Linked DNA regions of Mus musculus: region 2 is linked to region 1. A link is a loop called in an ENCODE intact Hi-C map of the cell type or tissue named here. Cell type or tissue: gastrocnemius. All regions are shown on one strand. Links, peaks and the distances in the headings refer to the core of each region. The heading gives the core; the rest is flanking DNA.

What was found. A loop is a pair of places that touch in the nucleus more often than their neighbours do. Peaks named below come from ENCODE experiments on the same cell type or tissue, not always from the same donor. Only the 100,000 strongest peaks of a DNase experiment are listed, where the experiment ranks them.
Region 2: it touches region 1 in a loop (2.5-fold over the local background); 2 of 42 quality-filtered maps call a loop at or near these places.

Annotation. Positions count from the first base shown.
Region 1 is chr3:145,289,517-145,294,891 of GRCm38, reverse strand. Col24a1 (collagen, type XXIV, alpha 1) reads right to left here and starts at 2,420. Exons shown (of 60, transcript NM_027770.3): 1 at 1,729-2,420. The coding sequence starts at 1,784. In gastrocnemius, for the core only: no CTCF peak of the experiment used is centred there; DNase peaks (open chromatin) are centred at 1,439, 1,686, 2,065, 2,370 and 1 more place; H3K4me3 peaks cover 1,885 bases; H3K27ac peaks cover 2,016 bases.
Region 2 is chr3:145,440,027-145,445,401 of GRCm38, reverse strand. It overlaps Col24a1 (collagen, type XXIV, alpha 1), which reads right to left. Exons shown (of 60, transcript NM_027770.3): 29 at 4,001-4,054; 30 at 3,744-3,788; 31 at 3,593-3,637. Among named protein-coding and RNA genes, the nearest start is that of Gm35133, 51 kb to the right of the region's middle. In gastrocnemius, for the core only: a CTCF peak has its summit at 2,914; a DNase peak (open chromatin) is centred at 2,923.

The DNA.
Region 1 (5,375 bases), core at 120-5,119:
TTCAGCACCTTTCCATAAACCTTTACTGCCCCAATCCACCAGGTGTCATTTTCTCCAGAAGTTCCACCAACGTGTGTACAATCCTGTTTATTCTCTGGGTCCTACCAGCATCCCCTACATCAATCATCTGAACCCAATACAAACTCCAAACTGCCCAAGAACATATCCTGGGACCCTCTAGAAGGGCCTTGCAAACCATACAAGACAGGGGCCATTGACAGATCCATGTAAACACACCATAGGAAGTATTACTTGGCTATTTGAGCTGGGTGCAGTGGCTCAGAGAGCAACTTTGCAGTGGGAGTTGCCAAGAAGAGAGGACCTTGCCCTCTGAACAGAACTTGGGGGTCTTCCACAAAGCTCCAGTCCGCAGAGGATCAGGCCCTACAGGATCGTAGCAGGATATTAACCTGAAAGATGCACTTAGTCCTGTAAGATAGTACACATTCACGTCCCACCCTGCTTGGCTCTCTTGGAAGATCCATACTTTGGAATGGTTATCAAGAAAATCCGAATCAAAAGCCTGATCTGTACGAGACTCTCTGGGAAGACCACCGGGAGAGCTTCTAGGATCTGGAGACTACTAGACTCCCACCCTGTGAGGACACCACGGGTGTCCGAAGTATATTGGCTTCATTGTGTCTCCAGGTTTGTGCCTGAAGGTGCACATGGCTCTTCAGCAGGGGACATTCACACAAAGCTTGCAGAGATCAGGGCAGAAAGCACAGGAGAGATCCTACACAGGGCTGGGCAGCACATGTGCACCCAACCATTGCCACAAGGCGGGCTTTCTCCACTCACGCCTCCACCAGTGCTCAGCTGACTTGGGCAACTTGGCCCCTGTCCTCCTCCCACCTACAACTCAGCAGCCTTCCTCCCTGTATCTCAGGGATCAGATGCAAACTTGGATAACCCACTGGCCCCTATAGGGGCACCCAGGCAGGCTGCCAACGATCCGTCAAGCCCACACTTTTCCCCAGCGTAGGGATAAGGACAGGTATGGTATCTACAGGGGAAAGAGGTCTGCCTGCACGTCCTACCCTTTCATGCCTTCCAACCCTATCCTGGCTGTGAGCACTACTTCTCCACTGACAGAACGTATGTCAGGGCTAGCTACAACTCCAGATGCGAGAGTTATGTCTGTTGGTCTTCTAAAAAAACAGAGAAAGAATTAAAAGAGGTGACCCCCTCAGATCCTCCGGCTTTCTGGGCTCTGTAGATAGGCATCCTTTCTCACCACCTAAATTTAACCCCAATCCTGTGCTTGCGGAATCCACAGGATTGCTGGTGTCCTAGCAGTCATCCAGGCTGGGTGCCCCAGACAGCTGGAAGTAGGACTTCAGCCAAAACTGAAAGAGGAAAAGGGGAGGGGGTGAGAGGATAGTTGGAGTTAGAGCCCAGGCGGGTGTCAGAGCGGCTCTGCAACCGCCTGGGGCAGTGGCCGAGGGGATGTTGGGACACAGGCCAGCAAGCTTTTCCTCCTCAGCCACAGGATTGCTTTAGCATAAACTGAGACTCGCTGGCAGAAGCTTGCTTCCTTTCAAACACGGTATTTTACAAGTTGAGAAGTCAAGAGGAGGAGGATGCCACGGCAGCTCGCAGGCTCCCTACTCCAAAAGGTACCAAGGAGCACAGATCTCCAGCTCCACTGCGGATTCAGTGGGTGGTGAGAGGGGGTTTGGTCTAAAGCCCCTTCCTCCCCCCTCGGGCGGCGGGTGGGCTACTTACGTTTCTGTGGTGGGGGAGACCTTTCCATGCCTTGTCCTGTAGGCTCCTAAATGCATTTGTATGCATTTGTCCCTGCAGCAAAGCACTAACGGAAAACAGAAGCCAGCTCCGAACTGCTAAAGGTGCAGGTACTGTCCATGAAAAGGGGGAAAATCACATGAGAACCATGCTCCTACCCGCAGAACGGAGTGTAGGGTGGGGTAAGGGATGAAGCAGTATGGGGGTAGGAAGCAGCACCCAGGGAGAAAGATAGCTAGGATGCTCCCTGCCTGACTGCAGCCGGGGTCGCTCTCCCCTGGGGGGACCAGAGGTGAGAGAGACTTCACCCTGAGGCAGTTGGGAGCAGCGGCAACAGCCAGAGCTAGGTTTCCAGAGCAGCCCTGGAGTTCACTTGCGGTTCAAAGGAGACTCCGTGACTCCAGAAGAGCTCTCTGCTTTGGGCCTGGGAGGAGAAAGGCGGGGTGGGAGGTGGGGGTGGGAAGAAGGAGATGAAAGTAGGGGAGGAAGTCCTTGGGAGCAGCCTGCGCCCAAACATTTGTCAAACAAGCACACACACCCACTTGGGAAATCAAGTTGGTGCCGAGGGGGCCGGTGGCAACTGCAGGCGCTTGACTGCCGGCTGCTTCGCCTGGAAGAAGAGGAGCCTAGTAAATCCGGCTGGTGTTAAATTTCACCGCGCACTGACTTGCAATGACGTCACTAAACACGGAGCACACCTCCCCCTCTGCCCCGCAACCTTCTTCCACCCCAGAGCTGCCCCCAGCTGCCCTGGTCCACCAACCTAGCAGGGTCAGGCTGGGCTAGCTGCACCCTGAGCTCTCAAGTGACCTTTTGCCACCCCTTGAGATGTACCCACTTCCTAGCTGTAGGTGATTTGGGGTCACTCCTTCCTCTCTCTCCCTGTACCAGTGGGTTCTCATTTCATGTGTGTCTCTTGCATGCCTCTCCATCCATCAGGCTTTTTCTTTACTATCTTTCTTCACACCTGGGATCCTCCTGAGCTCAGCTAATTTTTTATTCCTTTCCCTGCTTGGGGGGGGGGGGGTCCCAGTGGTCTTAGTAATGAAGCAGACCGGCTTCCGTTGTTGTTGCCTGTCTCTTTCTCCATTAACTGCCCTTCCCATATACTATCTCTAGTGACTTTCCTGTAATTCACCTTTCCACTTAGTCCCTGGGCCTGACTCTGTTACAAGTCTAGATTCGTACTGTGCACTCATGCAAGGACCTGCTATCACACAGCCTTACAACTTACACCTCTGATTGCTGTGACAGGCTTTCAGTCTGAGTTCCTATTTTCAGTCTTTTAATACTGGAAAGTCGAGCTTATGAATTTGCTCATAATAAAAACACTAAATATTCTCATCTAATTTTTCTGACTGATGTTTGTAAATTTAGTGAGACCCACATCTATCTATTCTTTGGCTGTCTGTTATGCTTTTAGCACCTACAACCACGTGACGTGTCTACTGAGGGAGGACCGTGTGTGACAATACCCTTTCTCTACAGTTTCTACTCTCTGCATCCTCAGCTAATGGTCTTTCCATTTGCTGAGCAGGAGCCCGCCTTGGGGCAACAGTGAAGGTTAAAGTCCAACAATGCAAAAATCTGATATTACTCTCATACCATATTTTTTCTCTAGGACTGGACTTTGATCTGCCTTCCTCTTTAATTGCTAACTGTTGATTTTGCAATGATGCTTCATTGATAGAAAAGTAACAAAATATTGGCATTCTTATAGATCCTTTCTCTGTCATGCCTCAAGTTCCCTGTAGAAACTTCTCTGCAGAGTAGGTGTGTACACCCATCAATGCATTGACAGTGGATTCTGTTTCCAAGGAACAGACTATGAAAATGTAGATCAAAGTCGAACTTATAAACCTATGTGCAGAACCACAGGAGACAGAACTCAAAGCACAGTGTAACAACTGAAATGTAAGAGCATCATACAGTATCAGCACTGTCCTAGGTAGATGTACACTTCATTTATCCTCTAAATAAATCCTTTATAATAGCCATTGACTTTTATCTCCATTATACAAAGGAGGAAATTAAGTCAGGAAGAAGTTAAATCCCCTAAGATCATTACACTGATAAGACTCAAACCAGTTCAGACCGGCTTTGGATGCAGTGCAAGTTTCCAATATCCCCTTTTTTCCTTTCTTACTCATTTCTCCCTCCTTCCTCTTTTTCACAAAAGTTTTAAGACAAGGAGTTAGGAAAATCACACACAATACTCTGCCGTGGTTGCTATGAAGATGCAAGATTCTGTGTATAACAGAGGTGATGGATTTGTAACAGTTTGAACCTAATTTGAAACAATTAGTCTTAAATATAAACACTATTTTTTTTTTAGAGATGAGACCCCTTTAAGGAAGAAAACAATTACATTCATGTAATTATTTATCAATAAATGTTTATGCAAAAACATTAGGCTATCAGTAATTCTAGACAGAGTGGAGGAGGAGGCAGGGTAGAGGCAAAAGATCAGAGCTCACTGTTCACGCAGACCAGCGAGTAGGGAGTTCTAAGGTCAGTGAGAGACTGCCTCACAGGATAAGGTGAAAACTTACAGTAGAAGATAGCAGATGTTTAGCTTCTGCCTCCGTACACATATGACACATATATGCACACAAATGCACATATGCGTATGGTATGCACATGCACACACCAAGAAGATAGTATTTTAAAGTGTGCTTATGTGACTAAGGAAAGGTAGATCCTTAAGAGCTAGGCTTCAGGACAGACGGACAAAAGAGGAGTTAGTCAAGCTTGCATAATTACACTGCCGGTGGGGGATGCTATATTTGAGATGTCATGTTGAAAGTTTATCTCAAACAAAAACAAAAAACTTCCCAATGATTTTTCACTCATAATATGTTAAAGCCAACTAGAGCCCTCTACTGGAACAGAGTTCCTGGAGGGGCAGCATTTACATCTAAAGCTAAGAAATGGCAGGATACCTCATCCACATCCAGAGACAGACGGAGGTCCTCCTACTCCCCAGGCCACCACTCATTCACTAGCCCAACACTAATTTCTGCAATGCCATCCTATCAAAACAGAACTATTACTTCTCACCAACAGAAAGAACTGGGATGTGGGGAAGGGGCCTTAGAGGGCTCACAATTACAAGGAAGAACAACCAGCAGGTGCTTGCTTAGCCATCTTCGGAATTTTCCAAAGGTAACTGAGTGGTAATTGAGCGGACCAAACCTATAGGGAAACAAAGATTTTTGCTTCAAATGTAATGGAATATAGACTATGATCTTTGGATTTTAATAGGATTTTAAAAAGTCTCTCTCCCGTGTGTGTGTGTGTGTGTGTGTGTGTGTGTGTGTGTGTGTGCCTATGTGCTCACACAGATACTGAAGGAGGACAGACGAGGGTGTCAGGTCCTCTGGAGTTGCAGGTAGTTGTGGGTCATCTGACACGAGTGCTAGAAAGCAAACTTAGGTCCTCTGGAAGAGCAGGAAGTGCTCTTAACCACGGAGCCATCTCTCCAGCCCCATAATCTTTCATTTTTCATTAGCTGTCTGTTATGAGAGAGAGAGACGGGGGAGAGAGAGACACAGAGGGAGAGAGAGAGAGACAGAGAGACAGAGAGACAGAGAGACAGAGAGACAGAGAGACAGAGCGTGAGTGCACTA
Region 2 (5,375 bases), core at 82-5,081, 150 kb before region 1:
ACTCCTCTAAAAGGAACTGAGAAGGCATTTCATAGGCTCCAGGGAAATGACAACGGTTAGCTATTCAAACCTTCAAGGAGGAATGAAGACCACTAGAAATGGCAAACAAGAAGATGGAGAGAGAGCCAGTCTCCTCACACCAAGGTCTAAAGCACACAACTAATTTATATTAAAGCAAATGCAATTTTATTAATGTTTAGACAAAAGCTCTGTTTACAATGAAGTTTCAGAATGCACGTGGATGTAATATGTAAAATAACCACTGTAACCTCCCTTCAGCCTGATGTGGATACATTCGAGGGTTTCTTCTAAACGTAATATCTTGCCATATTATGAAGCATACTATGAAGCTCAGATGATTATCCTTGGAAGGAAGCAGGCACTAACTTATTTTGGCAAAGAGCCAGATATTATTGTTCAGCCTTACAGCGTAGGTCAAGACACTTGGCTGAAGCAGCACAGTACAGATTGGTTGCTTGCTCAAATAGGGTTTAAAGGAACTATAGACAGCCACTACCCTCAAGATAGGTTGATAAAATTTTTGAATGTGCATGAAGTGATATTTCCTAATATGACCTCTTTACAACCCTTACACAATGCTGTTCTGGTGTTTACTGATGGCTTTTCTAAAGGGTGAGCTGGATATCTTATAATCAACAGGTAATCATAAAGACTCCTGGCCTCTCAGCTCAGTTAGCAGAATTAACAGCAGTACTGAATGTCTTTCAGTCTGTACATGAGGCTTTTAATATTTTTACTGATAGTTTATATGTTGCACAATCAGTACCCTTATTAGGACCTGTGGCACGTTTAACTTTAATACGCCAGCAAGATTCCTGTTTTCACAATGGCAAAACATCATTCTTGCCTGAAAACACCTGTTCTATATTGGCCACATATGATCTCATTCTGGTCTTCCTGGACCTTTAGCTGAAGACAATGATTGCATCGACTGAGCTCTAATAGAAGCCTTAATTTCAGATCCTGTTGCTTTGGCCAAATGTGATCATGAAAAATTTCATCTCTCTAGCCATAACCTTAAGGCTCCAACATAAAATCACTAAAGGGCAGACAAGAATGATTACAAAACAATGTCCTAAATGTATTACATTATCTCCAGTGCCACATTTAAGAGTTAATCCACGAGGTCTTATGCCTAATCATACTTGACAAATGGGTGTAACTCATGCAGAATTTGGAAAATTAAAATATATACATGCTTGTATTGACACTTGTTCAAGATTTCTTTTTGCTTCTGTGCATACTGGAGAAGCCTCCAAAAATGTAATTGATCATTGCCTACAAGCCTTTAATGCCATGGGATTGCCTAAACTTATTAAGACAGATAACGGACCATCCTATTCTAGCAAAAATTTTACTTCATTTTGTAAAGAATTTGGCATCAAACATAAAACTGGAATTCCTTATAACCCCATGGGACAAAGAATAGTTGAACATGCTCATCACACTTTAAAAAATTGACTTTTAAAAACAAAACAGGGGCTGTTATATCCCCCAAGGTCACCAAACGCACATCTTGCTTTTGCTTTATTTGTTCTAAATTTTTTGCAAACTGATGTTAAAGGTCAGACTGCAGTGGATCACCACTGGCATCCAGTTACTTCTAGTTCTTATGCCATGGTAAAGTGGCGGGACCCATTAACTAATGAATGGAAGGGTCCAGACCCAGTCCTAATCTGGGGAAGAGGCTCGGTCTGTGTTTTTTCACAAAAAGAAGACGGAGCTCATGGCTACCTGAAAGATTAGTTCGTCAACTGGACACAGATCCTGAATCTTCCATTAAGTATGACTCTGACCTTGATTATAGCTAAAATCCTCTTTAGTTGAAAAGTTAATTTGGAGCACAGCCTCCTCTCCCAGAAAGTTACAGCCTTTCTGTGATTCTCAAAGTCACCTCCCCCACACCAGGAGCTCTAAGTCTAGCCTGATCGTTGCTAATTTGCAATTGAATGGAGTACCTGGACTTCTCCAAAGAAGCTTTTTGTACTTTTGCTTTTCACTGTCTCGACTTTGTTTTTCAAGCAGGTCAGTCAATGCCCTTCAGCCTGACTGCAGCAGGTGTGCAGCCCCGCCTCCAACAGCGCAGGTGGCAGTTATTAATCCTCATCAAGAAGCATTCTAAGTACATATTGTGGCTTTGGTCTGAATTGGGAATAACGTGTGCTAATGAGGGCTGGACAGTCTCAGATCTCAGAACCATACGAATTTAAGACAGGTACATGCCAAAAGGCCGTGGCTGTTGATAACACACCACAAAGCCATGTTTGTGTGAAATATAACACAAACTAGCTGCACTTAGTAGCCTCTAAGATGGAATTGGATGGTTCGGAAAGATCTAAGATTTCATTTCACTTAAGGAGGAATCAATGTAGGCAAAGATTTCATAAACTTCAACAGTTATTATAAACTCATTATTTTCTGTCCAAGCTGTGACATCTTTTAAGGCAGCTTTACCCTTCCAGGAGTCCACAGGACTTGTGGGCTGTATGACAGTTGCAAATTGACCCTAGTTCCTTTCATGGGATTGAGGAGATGTTCCAATCGTCTAAGCAGAAAATGAAGGTAAAATTCTAATGAAGGTCAACAATATACATATAAGTAATTCTATTTCTGTGAGGCTTTTTATATTAAAATTAAAGGGATACAGTTGAGCTCAGGCTTGCCTGCAATAAAGCAAAGTGGTCAGACTCTAAGGAAGCATTGCTAACCCTGACTGTGATGACTAAAACATGGTGATTACGAAGACACACAGGTGCTCTCTGAGAATGCCTTCAGTTAATGCACAAGAGTAAACACACCTCTCTTTTTTCAGGACAGTCATTTACTTTCTTCCAAATCTCTGGTATTTTAGATCTGACTGCTGTCAAGTACACTGCTATAATAAAAGACAACAGGCAGGGGGCAGCAGACTTCAAACAGGAACAAGCAAACATTGTCCTAGGTACAACCACTACCAGCTGAAGCCCCTAGGTCCTGGCCTTTAATGACTCCTCAGTTGTCATCCATTTAAAATTTCAAATTATTTAGATTTAAGCCATCAGATATATTGACATGACAAATCAAAGTGTCACTCACATTATGATTCAGAATGAAAGCTCTTAAAAGTCCTTGTGTGTAATCTGTGTAATTATCAGAAGCGAAGGTTTGTCTATGCAGTGTTCAATATTTCTCTACTCTTTCATGATGACGGCCACAGAAATTATTGATGCCCAGGGAAAAATCTGTACAATTCTGGTAAGATGTGAGATGGTTGGAAAATGTCTAGCGCTATAAAACACTGAAAACTCTTACAGTAGTATAATGAGAGATATACTACTCATTATGCAAGAGGCGTGAGACTCTGCACTGCAAAAGAGAAGACAGCACCCGAGGCGAGTTAGGATGAAGCTAGGAGAGAGGTCCTGGATGCTTCTTGTATGATTTTGTTATGTCCCATTACAGTTCCACGGCACGGCATTTCGTTTTGAGTTTTAGAGAAACGTCAATCATGGTGAGACTGACATTGAGTTACAATTGTCATGTCAGCTCTGTTATTAATAACAAGAACACATTATAGAAAAAAAAAACTTACCGGTTTTCCTTGAACTCCCCTCTCCCCAGGGCTTCCAGCCTTACCCTACACATGAGAGAAAAAAAATGCTTAGGTCATTCAGCCTTCTCAAATAGCACAAGGGAACGTCAGAATGCTCGTGCTTGAGGAGACCACGTGGCTTGCTACTCACGGGGAGGCCAGGAAGCCCTCTTTTCCCTTGGTTTCCTTTTTCACCCTATGAAAATATCAATATCACATGGACTGGTCAGAACTTGAGCCATGGTTTTAATGGTACTACACAGAAAACAGGGCATCAAGTACACAGTTCAATATTAAAAAGGATACATGGCTGATATGTATTAAACACTATGCGGTAGTATTTCAATATACAGGACATAATGGCTCTGCCACATTTAACTGCGCGTGAAATGGAGAATCAGCAAGTACCTTAGCACCATGTCCTCCTTGATCCCCTGCAAGGCCATCTGGTCCTCTGGGTCCCTATAGGTAGAAGGACAATATCCCATTGTTAATTTGAAATGCTCCCCTTAAAAGCAAATAATAATCAAGTCCACGTTTTAAAGGATTCATTCCACAGAGTAAGTTCAATGAGTGCAGAATTAGCTATAAGAGTTGATGAGGTGTTTCTAACCTAAGTTGATTCTTTTTCTTTTCTTTCTCTTTCTCTTTCTCTTCCTCTTCCTCTTTCTCTTTCTCTTTCTCTTTCTCTTTCTCTTTCTCTTTCTCTTTCTCTTTCTCTTTCTCCCTTTTCCCTTCTTTTTCCTTTCTTTTTCCCTTCTTTTTCCCTTTTTCCCTTTCCCCTTTTCCCCTTCTTTTTCCCTTCTTTTTCCCTTCTTTTTTCCCTTTTTCCCTTTTTTCCCTTTTTCCCTTTCCCTTCCCCTCCCCTCCCCCTTTCCTTCCCTTTTTCTTTTCCTTTCCTTTCCTTTCCTTTCCTCTCCTTTCCTTTCCTTTCCTTTCTCTCTTTCTCTCTTTCTCTCTTTCTTTCTCTCTCTCTCTTTCTTTCTCTCTCTCTTTCTCTCTCTCTCTCTTTCTCTCTCTCTTCCTCTTTCTTTCTCCCTTTCTCCCTTTCTTCCTTTCTTTCTTTCTTTCTTCCTTCCTTCCTTCCTTCCTTTCTTTCTTTCTTTCTTTCTTTCTTTCTTTCTTTCTTTCTTTCTTTCTTTCTTTCTTTCCAGCAGTCCTGAGGGATTTATTCTTAAAATGGCTCTAAGTTAACTTAAAAGATCCTGGGTTGTTTGCCTAGGCAGTCTTAAGTTTCATTATTTTGGAATTGTTCTCTCTGCATTTTTAGAAAATGAATGTTCAGGACACTGCACTTGCTATGTGTCCACTGGACAGCAGCTACTGGAAGATGGCAGGGGCTCAGAACAGGGACAGAATGGCACTTGTGGGCAAATCTTCTCAGTATCTACTCAGGAATTACCTGTAGAGAAGAGCCAGCTGCTCTCATACAGCGATAAGTCTCGCTTTCTAAAGCATATGTATCTTGAAGGGCTCTGTAACAGACTTAAATTCTACGTGGACACCCTCTGTAGAAAGGAGGTAGCTATTGCTGTCCCGACATGTAATTATGAGTTTCTTCATCATGGAACACTAAGTTATTTAATACTTAATTTATTTTTATGATTTCATAGAAAGAGTAATTAGTTCAAGGGAGAAGTGGTTGTACAAAGGACCAAGAGAAGAAGTCCACAGGGAGGCAGACCTGGCACATTTGTCCCAGGCATGGAGATGCCACTTGGATGTACGAGGTCAGCCCTGTGAGTTATGGGTAGAAGCAGGCAGAGGGACCACGTGGAGAAGA